Regions from separate parts of the Mus musculus genome. Here region 1 is linked to region 2. The links are chromatin loops, found by intact Hi-C in ENCODE. Cell type or tissue: left cerebral cortex. All regions are shown on one strand. Links, peaks and the distances in the headings refer to the core of each region. The heading gives the core; the rest is flanking DNA. Region 1 has its middle 42 kb from the start of Pirt. Region 2 overlaps Zkscan6 (zinc finger with KRAB and SCAN domains 6).

Region 1 (6,363 bases), core at 2,081-4,580, 1.0 Mb before region 2:
TCCAGGTCTGGCAAGGAGTCCAAAGGAGGGGTCTGAAGAACATGGTTGGTAATAAAAATCCAGTGGGTGTAGCAGATGACAGAAAGGAAGAGTGTACCTTTCACAAACCCATTCAGCCTTCAAGGCTAACGTGAGGCCCACCCACCAATGACACCAATGCAGGGACACCAAGGAGCCACCCAAACACTCACAGACATCCTCCTGCTCCATCATCCCAAGCCCTACCGCATGATCACTCTTTATAAACCTACGGTCTCTTCATTGCAAGGAAGTTTCCCACCTGCCGCTTTAAAACCAAGAACTCTTCAAAGTGCTGAAGATAGGCCGACATCAGACTCCAGCCTGCAGGACCACGGTAGCATCCATGGTCGAGATTTGGATGGCAGGAAGCTGCAGCATGTGCCCAGCAATCACCACCACTCTGACACTGTGGGGAAGTGTCTCTTTACAGCACTTGAGAGTGGGCTGCCTGAATGCCCACCTCCTCTTCAGCTTTGGAGATGCTGTACTGCAGGGTGCTACAATGTAGCTGTTTTAATATCTTTTCCACTTGGATTCAGTTACATAGTGCAGTGCTGGTGTGCACTAAACATTTAGTGCCTGTTTATTGAATGAAATCTAGGAAGACATGGATTCTTAATATCTCTTAAAAATCTAATTTCCCCTAAACCCAATTAACTTCAAAGCCTCAGCCAGGTATTTCTACAGTAGTGTGGCAATAATAAAATAATGGTGTTAATAACTGCAGTCACTATGTAATGGTTCATGCCAGGATGTGTATAAAGAATCTTGTATAGACCTGTTTGTGCATCATGTGCATGCTCATACGTGTGCCCATGCTTGCGTGTTCGTGTGTGTGTGTGTGTGTGTGTGTGTGTGTGTGTGTGTGTGTGTGTGAATTTCTAGGTCCGACTAGCAAGCAGCCTTTGCCTCCAAGGAGGCTCATAAATATCAGAAATGGAGATTATGATTTTACAAGAGTGACCATTAGGTGGCGATGTGATACTGGTATTAACCCTGCTTCTTGCTGTTAGGTCTTAAGAGACTTGAAAACTGTTCTGAGGTGCTGGTGGGATGGTCCAAAGCTTTTTTGGTAGCCAAGATGGCCAAGATGGGGGTTCATGCATCAAGCCTTGTAGCTGTGGTTGAGGGATTTTCCAGGGGTCTGTGGGGGTTCTTTTGGGAGGACCCTGGATAAATCAGGGTGCACTTTCTCCTTGCTATCAACTCAGTTACTTCATTACTTAATTCAGCTCCAAGAGTCATTATTAAATCTCAGTTCTCACCAACATCTCCTCTGTCTTCACACCCTCAATTTTAGACTGGACTGGAACAGGGCAGCACAGAGGCCATTAGTTTCAAATCTCACATTTATGAAGGGCATGCTTAGGCATTTAATGTTATATCCAAATAAGGCTGCATGCAGGGTTATTCTGCCCCCCACCCAATGTTAAAAGGCTCAATCTGTTGCATGAGGAATACTTATTACATGAGAAATATTTAACTTATCCCACATTTTGTCCTCACCTTTAATGAATCTGCATTTGACAACGTTACCTTTCTAAAAATTAGATGTATTTATTTTATGAATATTTTGTCTACATGTATGTATGTATGTACACACCATGTGTGTTCTTGGTGCTCATGAAGGTCAGAAGAAGGGATTAGGTTCCCTGGAACAGAAGTTACAGATGTTTGTGACCTACCATGTGGGTGCTGGGAATCAAATCTGGGTCTTCTGCAGGAGCAGGAAGTGCTATTAACCACGGAGCCATCTCTCCGGCCCTTGTATCTTCAGCTTTAATTTATCAAAAATTTCAAATATTGGAAACATTTAAGATTTCTCACTCAGGTGTTGAAAAGTGGTCTTGTATTGAACACTCCAAATGTTTGCAGTCTTACCAAGGGAATTAACACACAACACCTCCTCTCATTCTATTCTGTGCTTACTCGGGCCACTTTAGGTGTTCCATGATATCTTAAAAATTTTATATCATTTATCTACTACTACTACAGTAATATTGCATAAAAATAACCATAAAACCGGAATAGCTTCCTAATGAGTACATTTTTCTTATGTATCTGGAGTCAGATGGCACTTAGTCCTGGGTTCTGCAAACCTCTCTGGCTACCTGGTCAATCTGAATTAGCCTTTTGCTGAGGTGCCTAGCTAGGGCCCTCCCTTCTGCCTGAGCAGGGTAGTCCAGACTTGCCTGATGGTGGTGGGAGATGTGCAAATGCCTAACCCTACATGCAATTCCACCCCACAAACTTCATCTTCCCTTGTTCTCACCACCATCTTACTGACCCAAGTCAGCTCCATGAGTCAGCTCAAAGCCAAGCAGGACCTACAACAGTAGACACGTATAGCCCAGTCACTGGCCAAGGGCATGATACAAGCAAGAGCCAAGTATAGGTTCCACTGCCACCTGACATGTAGTGTTTGCAAAGATGATAAGAACCTCCCAAGAAGATGCATTAAGGCTGTCTCCAGGACCTATATCCACGAATGTCAGTGTCATTCGGTATAGACACGTTTTTGAATTTAAGGGCTTAATTTTTTTGTTATTCATGTACTTTCAAAGACTACCTAGAACATAGAAACTTTGGACATGACTGGGTGCTCATGTTGAGTGAGCACATCACTCCCATCTCAGGTTCTCTGCTAGGTTCTAGGGAGGATAATGGGACAAAATAAAGCCTTTATTTCAAAGCACATTTCAGTATGTGTGTTTCCTGAAAGTCATTGCTCAGAGGTTGGGATCAGGAGGTGGCAAGATATTCTGCAGTCTCAGCCCAAATAAAGTTTGTATCATTAGGATGTCTTGGAGGCTGAAAGTCAAGGAGAGACAAACACTAGAGGAGGCATAATAAATGCAGGAACTCAACTTCTGTAGTTCCCAGTATAGGTTATCCTGTAGAAACCCTATGACGCACAGATAAACAAACATACCAGCTTTTAAAAAATGCAAGGAGAGACCTCTTAGTTATTGGTGTCACCAACTGAATAATGAATTTTATTTTAGCAGTTCGCTCCAGAATCTCTCTCTGAAAAGGAAAATTGCCTCTGTCCTGGAGAAAACCTTGATAAGATGCTCAGGGTTGAAGGTGAGACCCTGAAGGCATGGGTGTCCACGGAAATAAATTGTTGGTTCTCTTCTCTTCTCGAAAAGAAGGAAGAGGAAAAGAGACAGAGGGGAGGAGAATAAGGGAGAAATAAGACCCGAGGAGCTGACATGAGACCTTTGGAAGAGGGAAAAGCGAGACAACTTTGTGAGAAAATGTGCAATGTGTTCCAGGCCTCAGAAGAAGTAGTCTAGTGTGCGGTTTCCAGTAGACTGTTGCAGATGCTGTGTGGGATGCTCCCATGTGATGCCAAAGCTCACAAGAGCATCTGTACTTTCTCTGCTTTCACCTGCTCTTGCTATCCTTCAGGGGAAATGATGGATGGATCTCTTTTCTCCTCAGGATAAACGTGGTATAAATGGGTATAGGAGAGTTACATAGAAGCAGGAGCCCAGGGACCAAGACTTTTAGGATTGAGGACTAGAGGTCTTAGCAAACAGGCAAAGGCTTTGGATGTTCAAAGACTGTAGAGTGGAGTATGGTAGGGGTCTGCATGTGACACCTACTCTATGACATTCTCTAGTTGGGGAATACTCAGCTGGTTTCTTACGTCCTGCCTCTGTCCACTGACCTCTGTATGAGGATAGCAGTAGCATTTTCTTCATGGAGTCTCGGGAGGGTCCCACATTGGATAATGGGCACGGAGCACAAGGTATATATGCCTGGCATGTGCTTTCATGGATGGGATGCCAGCTCTCACTATTTTTGTCATCACTGTCCTTATTATTGCTCTTTTGCTGTTATTCGTGGATGGCCCCTAAGCAGCCTTGGCTTCTTTGTTGAGAATTAACTCAGGCCTGGGAATCAGAGAGCCAGGATATAGTCTCAGCTGCCACGGGGCCTTGAGAAAGTCACTTTGCCCTTCAAGGCCTCAGGCTTCACTTTCCTTACCACTGTAAGGAAATGGCTGTTTCCCCCTACCTCTACTTGCAGCAGACTCCCAGTCTCATGAAGTCTGTTTATTTTGATATTACAGGAAGCAGCCCTAGTTTATGATCAACAGTTCACTCGGAAATCCATTTTCCTCACTCAGCATAAATGTTGAAGTGAGCCTAACTCCATGTGTTTGTTTACGCCCCTTGGGAAGTTATTTTTCCCTTTTTACTTAATTACCTGATACCCAGACATTGCTCTGCAAAATTCCCCTCCAATACATTTTGTAAAGTCATCTAGACTCCCTCATTCGGTGCTTTGATTAAAATGCGCAGTCTTCTCCCGGCTTCGGCTCCATGTTAAATAATTGCACCTCCAGTGAGAAAGTCAACAGTACACGAAAGAGTTCAGGGAGGAAGATAAATAATAGGATCCAAAGCCAGCAGGGAGTTTACACTCCAGTGCCCAGGCAGAGTTGTGACCTCTTCCAGATGAGGCTGGCTTTAGGCTACTTTCTTTCCAAAATCAGAAGCATAATCCCCAGGCAGAGCAACGTTCTCACTGTCTATCTGTCACAATTACATCTCTGCTTGACTTGGTCTGCAGCCTGGGGAAGGAAGGACAGGGCGAGGTTTGGTTGCTTTCTGGGAAGCAACTCATCTCCCACCAGGGCCAAACTTCATTCCCTCCGCTTCCCCTCCCCCATAATTCCTTTGATAGTGTTCCACTCCAACTATGAGCATGTCCTGGATACAGGACACAGATCTTAGGGTCTGTGCTACTCCTGATAGAATGGCAACTTTGAATCAGGTCCCACCTTTCTCACTGTTTGATGATACTGACCTTAGTCATTTTTTGACCTTTTTCTGACCTCCATTGCCCTCCCTGCTTCTATAAAAGGAGCTTGACAGTGTAGTCAGACTTCTGCCAAACACACCTATGTCATGAGCTTGCACTGTGACCCTGGACAGGTGCTACAACTTCTCTGAGACCTAGTTTTGATCATCTAGAAGAATGGTTCAGAATTGCTGTGAAAAGCAAGCCATTTGAGACAATATGCCCAATGCCCAACATATAATGTCAGACAGAGATTGCATTTTGGGGGGGGGGGGAGCAATTGGTATGAAGTTCTGAAAGGATCAAGAGCTGAGGTTCCAATTAGGTTTTCATCTTGGGCCCATCAGATTTTTAGCTGTGACATCAGGTAAGTCATTTATCTTCAGTGTCTCTGATTTCTGATCTGTAAATAGAGATAATGAATGTCTACCTTGTAAAGTGTTAAGATGGTGAGATTAAATCTCTCCAACACACACATCAACCTTTCTGGCAAAGAGTGAGAGTTCTTTGAGTGCCTATGCCTCAGGGTGGTGATAATGATCTAGACCTTAATGAGCTGCTTCTGAGTTCTAGAAAGTAAAGCTCAATTGAAAATGGCATCCTAATGACTGTGGTCCAAGATTCCTAGTGTGCTGGTGAATCTTCAGTGTTGATTTGACTGGATCTAAAATCACCCAGGAAACAATGCCTCTAGGTGTGTCTGTGAGGTCGTTTCCAGTGAGATTTAGCTGAGGTGAGAAGATCACTCATGTGAGAGGTATCAGACCACTAAGTTCAGGTTCTGGGGTGAATACAACAGGGAAAACAAGAAAAACTTTCATATATTTGTTTCCTGACTGTGGGCATAACATGGCCAGCTACCTCACTCCTTGGCTGCCTATGCATCTCTGGCATAATGGACTATACACCCTCAGACTGTAAGCCACATGACCCCTCCACTCCTCTGCTGCCCATGCACCTCTGGCATGATAGACTGTGCACTCTCAGACTGTGAGCCATGTGAACCCTCTACTCCTTAAGTTGCTTTTACCAGGTGTTTTGTCCCAAATAGGGAAAGTAACTAATAAACCTAGTGCTTCAACTTTGAGGTACCAGGATTCAAAATCCAGTAACCAAACTTACAGATTGTTCATGAATTTTCATTCTTGTTTCACAAGGCATGACCAGGACCTTGAAGAGCCAGAGTGGCATCTGATAGCCCTTTAACTTAACACCCTTCTATTATCCCAACATCTGCTCAGCTTTCTGCCCATCCATCTGTCCATCCATCCATCCATTCATCCACCCATCCATCCATATCAAGTTGTTAGAAAGTCTTTATGGGGTCTTGAAAGGGTACTGCTTTGTACCGAACACAAGGCATATGCTTGGCATGTGCTTTTATGGATGGGATGCCAGCTCTCACTGTTTTCATCACCACTGTCCTTATTATTGCTCGTTTGCTGTTATTCCTGGCTGGCCCCTAAGTAGCTTTGGCCCCATTGTTGAGAATTAACTCAGGCCTGGGAATCAGAGAGCCAAGGTATA
Region 2 (6,363 bases), core at 1,967-4,466:
TGTCAAAAAAATCATCTCTAAAATAATAATGGTAATAATAATAATAATAACAATAACAGGCTCAGTGTATAAGACCACTTACTGTTCTTACAGAGGACCTGGGTTCTGTTCTCAGCACCCATGTGGGAGCTCATTAACTGTGTGCACTCCAGTTCTGGGGAATCTGATGGCCTTTTCTGGCCTCCTTGAACACCATGCAATGCATGTGGTGTAGATATATGCAGATAAAATACCCATATACCAAAAATTTTAAAATTCAAAATTTATAATATTAATCCTACGAGGTGAAGCAGATAGCCCCAGTCTTCCCAGGCTCCTTTTCTAGGAAACACTCATGAAGCGCCTTCTCCCAAGTTTGCTCGCCTGTCTTCCCTGATGACATGACAAGGTGTCAATCGATTGTTCCAAAGGAACTCTTGTGAAATAGTAAATATACTGCTCCAAATTAAAATCAGAACTGGGTGGAATGTGTGGTTCGCATGTACAAAATCTGACGTGACTCCCAGAACAAAAAAACAATTGATAATAAAGCCATATCTATCAACTCTTATTGTCTGTAGTACATTAGCAGAGGAAAATGATTAGACTCCATTAGGAAAAGGATAATCTGAGTCCTTTTCCTTCTCCAGGATTCTAGAATTCAACACACATGTACATGGGCATGTGTGTACACATGGGAGTGACCTATTTAAAAAATTCAGATTTATTGCCAGTCTTCAAACATGCTAAGCATCAATTGATGCTGCTGTTTAATGAAGTCCAGGTCCACAGAGACCATATAGAACACTCTTCTGTTTGTTTATTTTGCTGAAGTAGGTGGTTAGCACTGATTGGGATTGGGTTGAGAAAGTTTGGTTTGGGCCAGCAAGACGGCTCAGTGGTAGGAGCGCTTTCTACCCAAGCCTGACGGCCCCCACAACAGTGGAGACGGCCGCATGAGGCTGCGCTCTGGCCTCGGGACTCATGCAAATGGCCGCATGAGGCTGCGCTCTGGCCTTGGGATACATGCAAAGGCACAGCATACCCTCACACAGGTCATAAACACAGGCTAACAAATACAAGTTTTTTACAAATCCAAAAAGTATTTTCTCTGAATTTCTTTACTGATGTACTGGCTATTACATGGAGTCTTTCTGAGGAAATTTTAACTACCTATATTGGCCTCATGTTGTCTGAATATTAGTTCTCTCTGAGAAGGCAAACTATTGAAATAGACAAGACTGACAGTAGATCCAACATGTGCTCTTTCTTTCATGGTTAAATAAATATACCTACAGCCCTGCAGCCAGCAACTGCAGGTAGTCAAGATCACAGTTAGCTATAATTAATGCAATAACTACTTCACCCACCACCTGCAGTTTGATCTGCAGAGGTCAGAAATGGCTAGAGACTATGATACCACTGACCTTTGCAGGGGAGTCTTGCCATCTTCTCAGCGCCGTGAAGGTGCAGGCCCACCAGCTCTTCCCCATATTCTGCTAAGTTAGTCAAGTCAGGTTTGGAGTTGGAAATGCCTGCTACTGAGAGAGAGAAATTTTGTGGGCTTAGATAAACAGTGACGTCTGGGAGCTCAAAAGAGAAGCCCAGACATCGAGTCACTTATATACACTCACCAGAGAACTAGATGATAAGGACATATGGTGAATGCCATGAAAACAAGAATCTAGACAGGTGACAAGGACCCAGGGACCACTGGCAGTCTGGTGCAAACATCAAAACAGGGACTCGTATCTTGCATGAGGCAGTTCAGTTTAGTAGGAAAAAGAATATGGACCTAAAGCCAGTAACACCTGCTTCCACATTAACTCAGCCCTTGGGAGCTGTAGAAGATTGAGCAAGTCCTTGATCTGATGATGCTCACTTCCAACATCTTTAAAAAGGGAATCCTATGGGTGAGCATGGTGGCACACCCCTTTAATCCCAGCATTCAAGAAGCAAAGACAGGTGGATCTCTGTAAGGTCAAGGGCAGCCTAATCTATCTAGTAATTTCCAGGTCAACCAGGGCTACCTAGTGAGACCCTGTGTCAAAAGGGGAAAAATGGGGCTGGAGGGTGGGGAATAGTAATATCACCACGCCCATTTAATGTGTTTCATAAATGAAAGGTATTACTATAGTTAACACAATCACGCAGTTCCTGGAGAACAGAACACTTTAAATACTGGGACATTCTTATATGCCTGCTGTTTCTAACTCATCAACTTTCTATAGCAGCACCAATGCCTTCTGTTACACACCCCTTCAACAGGTGCCTCCTGGAATGCACAGAGAATACCTAACAGTTTCCCAGTCTTTTCATCTCCTCTCATCAGGTGGACAACATGCCCTCACCTCCTGAGACCATTTTCCCATAGGTCTCCAGCATGAGATCCCAGTACTGTTCCTTCTGAGTAGAATCCAGGTGTCTCCACTGCTCCTGGGGGAAATCACAGATGTATCATTCCAATGAAGGTGCTTAAACCTGCTTCCAAACCACAGAAAGCCGAGAGGAAGGCATGCGCTGTGGACCCTGGTCAACAGGAGACCTAAGAACTCACTGGAGCAAGTGAGTCCCTGTCAAGGACAAAGAGAACAATGGGAGGATGACAGGTCTCAGATCCCCATTGCTTGCCCAGTTGATAAAACATTAGGGGCGCACTTCTGGGTTTTGGTTTGGTTTGGTTCTATGAAACAAATTAGGAGTGAAGAATACCACACACCCTGACCCTTGCTCTTGTCTCTTTCAAGAGCCGTAGCTCTTCTGACACTGGGTGCCAGCTATCCCCACTATTAGCAACCTAGAAATCCAAAAGAAAGGGAAAACAGTGAAAGGGAAATTAGTGAGAAAGGTCATTGTAAATGAGCGAAAAGGTACCAAGAGTTGACAGCTGTAAGCCCTGATTCCAAGACAAAGGCATCAGGAGTCACAACTGCATCCACCTGGAGTCCCTCAACGGCTTACTCAGGGAAGCTGGCTTTACTCAGTGCTCCACTGTTAGACAAAGTAGCCTTTCTCCTCTTCAACTGTAGGCTGAAGACCCAACACAGGAAAGGCCACCCACCTCAATTCCATCTACTTTGCAAAATTAAATTTCATTCTCCCCACAAAGAAGCTGACATTAGCAACCCAGAGTAACTGGCAGCACTCTGTGGAGTGTACACACTAGACCTCAAGTCCCAGATTGACCACTTTCTACTGTGTGATCGTGGGCAAGTGACTTAACCTTTTGGGGTCTTGGTCCCCACCTGCTGGCCGTTTGCACTAAGCGTGTTGGGAAGTTTGAAAGAAGAAATCCAAGCACCTCTGTTACCACAGGACACCGTGAGCTTCTCACCAGAGTCCTAAAGCAAGTCTGCCACCTAGCGTCAGCAAGGCCTCCAGGAGAGAGGAAGTCTGCAATTAGCAGACTGAGCGTGCGAGAGAGAAGTCAGGGAAAGGAGAAGAGAATTTTTGGTATGAAAAACATCAGAATGCTCAAAAGTTCAAAATTCTTAACTATACTGTAAATACAAAATTAAATTTAAACTTATTATTTTGTTAGTGTTACATGAATGAAACTTCTGGAAACAGGAGTCCTCAGGTCGAACCCACAAGCCCTTCATTTGAGAGCTGTCAGGGAAAAGGATGCCATGCAAGCCCCTGACATGATGGCAGCTTTTGGACACTGGACATTCCCCAGGGCACTGCAACAGTTGTTGCTCTGTGAAGCGGCAAGCAAGAGAGCCCAAGCACTGGAAGCTCCAACATCACCGTCAGCCAACTGACAGTCCAGAGTCACTGAGCATGGCACCCATGGCTGAAAGCTACACTCCAACACTGCCAAGAAGCTGAGGCCTGAGTGCAACCCTACTCTAGATGCAGGGTACCAGCAGCTGTACCTTTCCCTTTCAAAGTCCCAAAGTCCACTGTGTGCTCTGATGGAAAAGCCTGTTCCCAAGCGGAAAGAGCACCATCTTGTGGGCTTATCAGCTATGCCACCGTCAACTCAAATAGAGTAGGGGCACTCTACCCAGTCAGAGCTTCTGATAATGACATACTATGATAATCACATCCCCTCTGCATTCTGAAACAATTATCGAAACTTCAAATTAACAGACAAAACTGGAGGTAGGGGATTATTTAAATTTCCCTTAATTTTTCAAAGAACTCCATTAAATAAATATGAAAGTTTTGCTAAAGCTGATAATGGTTGGGGTTGGCAGTTATTGGGATATGTAAGGATGACTTATTTACCTCAGTGGTTGGTAGGCAGTTGTCAACTAATACATCATGTGTATATAGTCACCGATCAGCTAATACAGGCACTGTGTATGTGTATAATTGCCAGTCCAGTCGGCTAATAAGGGCTGTGTGTGTGTGTGTGTGTGTGTGTGTGTGTGTGTGTGTATATAGAGTCATCATTCAGCCATAACAGGTACTGTGTGTGTGTGGAGCTACTAATCAGGTAATACAGACACTGTGCATATTTATACTTGTCAATTGGCTAACCGAGGAGCTGTAAATATGTATAGTCACCAGTTGACTAATACAAATACCCGGTGTGTATAGTCAGTCACCAATTACCTAATACAGGCACTGTGTATGTGTATGTAATCATCATATTTGTTCTTTGTTTTATTTTGTGACTGGCCTGAAATGCTAATACTGCTGTCTCAGGCTTCTGAGTGCTAGAATTACAGGCAAGTGCCCACCATGCCTGGCCTTGATCTTTCAAGTTATCCAGAACAGGTAACGGATGCTGTCTGTAATGTTTAAATATATTAACCAATTCTCTGGACTGTCCCTACATACTCCAGAAGCAATAGTCCTTTCATAAAGTTAAGACACAGCTTGGTTTGGGCTGGGGAGATGGCTCAGTGGTTAAGAGCACTGACTGCTCTTCTGGGGGCCCTGAGTTCAATTCCCAGCGTCCACATGGTGGCTCACAACCATCTGTAACGGGATCCGATGCCCTCTTCTGGTGTGTCTGAAGACAACTACAGTGTTCTCATATAAATGAAATGATAAATTGTTGAAAAAAAAAGAGAGAGACAGCTTGGTTTTAAAATAAAACTAGCGCCAATGGTATAGGTCTACTGGACCTAAAAGTAAGATGACAAAGCTATGTACACTTCATTTTTTACCACAGAGGCCAAAAGTTACATTGGAAAAAAGATAGCTGTTCAATAAATGGTGCTGGCAAAACCAGTTATCTACCTGAGGGTGAAATTAAATTCTTATCTTTCACCTTGTACAAAAATCAACTAAAAAATGAACCAAAGACCTTAATTTAAAACCCTAAGTGCTGAAACTTGTAGAGGAAACCACAGGGACAACTCTTCAAGACACTGGAGTAGACAAGAACTTTCTGAATAGAACACTGCCAGCATAGGAACTGTCAGAAACAATCAAGGACCAAGTGCCAACAGATGGACCTCATAAAAATCCAAACCCTCTGCACAGCCAGGACACAACGCAGCAGAACACACAGCCCCAGGATGGGAGGAAATCCCTATGAGCCACACTTCACACAGGGAATAACACCCAGGATTTACAAAGTACTGCAGAAAGTAAACACCATGGGATGAGACTGCTGGCAAAGAAAAAGGAATCAGTAGACAGTTTTCAAATGAACCTTGGCCCTGGGTAGCAGACTTCTCGGGTGCTCAGCCACAATCCTGCCCATCTCTATTTTCACATCTCAGGTTTCGGTTACCCACTGTCAACTGATGACTGAGAGCATCAAATGGAATATTTCATAAATAATTCCTAGGCTTTAAGTTGTACATTCTTTCATTTATAATCTGTCTGCTTGTTTTTTGAGACAGTGTCTTCAGTACAGTTCACTGTGGCTTGAAACTCACTTTGTAGTCTAAATTGTCCTTGAATCTACAACACATACCACTTTGTTTTTAAAAGGGCTAGAAATACAGGTGTGCCACCACACCCAGCAACTGTGTGTCATTCTGAGTGGATGACATAATTTCAAGCAGGATGTGAGTCGTCAATTTAGCCAACACATCCACCCATACATTGTTCACCAGCACTTCCACCCTGCAGATACTGCTCACCAGGACATCCCCCTGAACACACTGCCCACCAGAGCATGCCCCTGCATTCACTGCCCACCAAGACATCCCTCTGCATACACTGCCCACACACTTGTTACTTAGCAGCTCTGCTTGCTGACAGACCCACAGTTGTATGATCAGTGCTTCTCTTCAACTGCCCTTATTTTACTTAAGAGAAGCTCTGCGAAGTGCAAGAGATGGTGGCCATGCCTGAGAGAAGTCATGAAGTATGTACTATAAACTGGAAAATGAAAACATTCTCTACTCACTAAGGAAAAAGCCACGCACAGAAGTTGCTGAGTTCTACAGTTAGAACAAGTCTTCTACCCATACA

What was found. Peaks named below come from ENCODE experiments on the same cell type or tissue, not always from the same donor. Only the 100,000 strongest peaks of a DNase experiment are listed, where the experiment ranks them.
Region 1: it touches region 2 in a loop (3-fold over the local background); 10 of 42 quality-filtered maps call a loop at or near these places.

The regions. Positions count from the first base shown.
Region 1 is chr11:66,866,536-66,872,898 of GRCm38, reverse strand. No RefSeq gene overlaps it. Among named protein-coding and RNA genes, the nearest start is that of Pirt, 42 kb to the left of the region's middle. In left cerebral cortex, for the core only: no CTCF peak of the experiment used is centred there; a DNase peak (open chromatin) is centred at 3,350.
Region 2 is chr11:65,817,982-65,824,344 of GRCm38, reverse strand. Zkscan6 (zinc finger with KRAB and SCAN domains 6) reads right to left here. Exons shown (of 7, transcript NM_001302374.1): 5 at 2,331-2,415; 6 at 1,407-1,520. Among named protein-coding and RNA genes, the nearest start is that of Zkscan6, 14 kb to the right of the region's middle. In left cerebral cortex, for the core only: CTCF peaks have their summits at 3,347 and 3,945 (motif pointing left); DNase peaks (open chromatin) are centred at 3,324 and 3,884.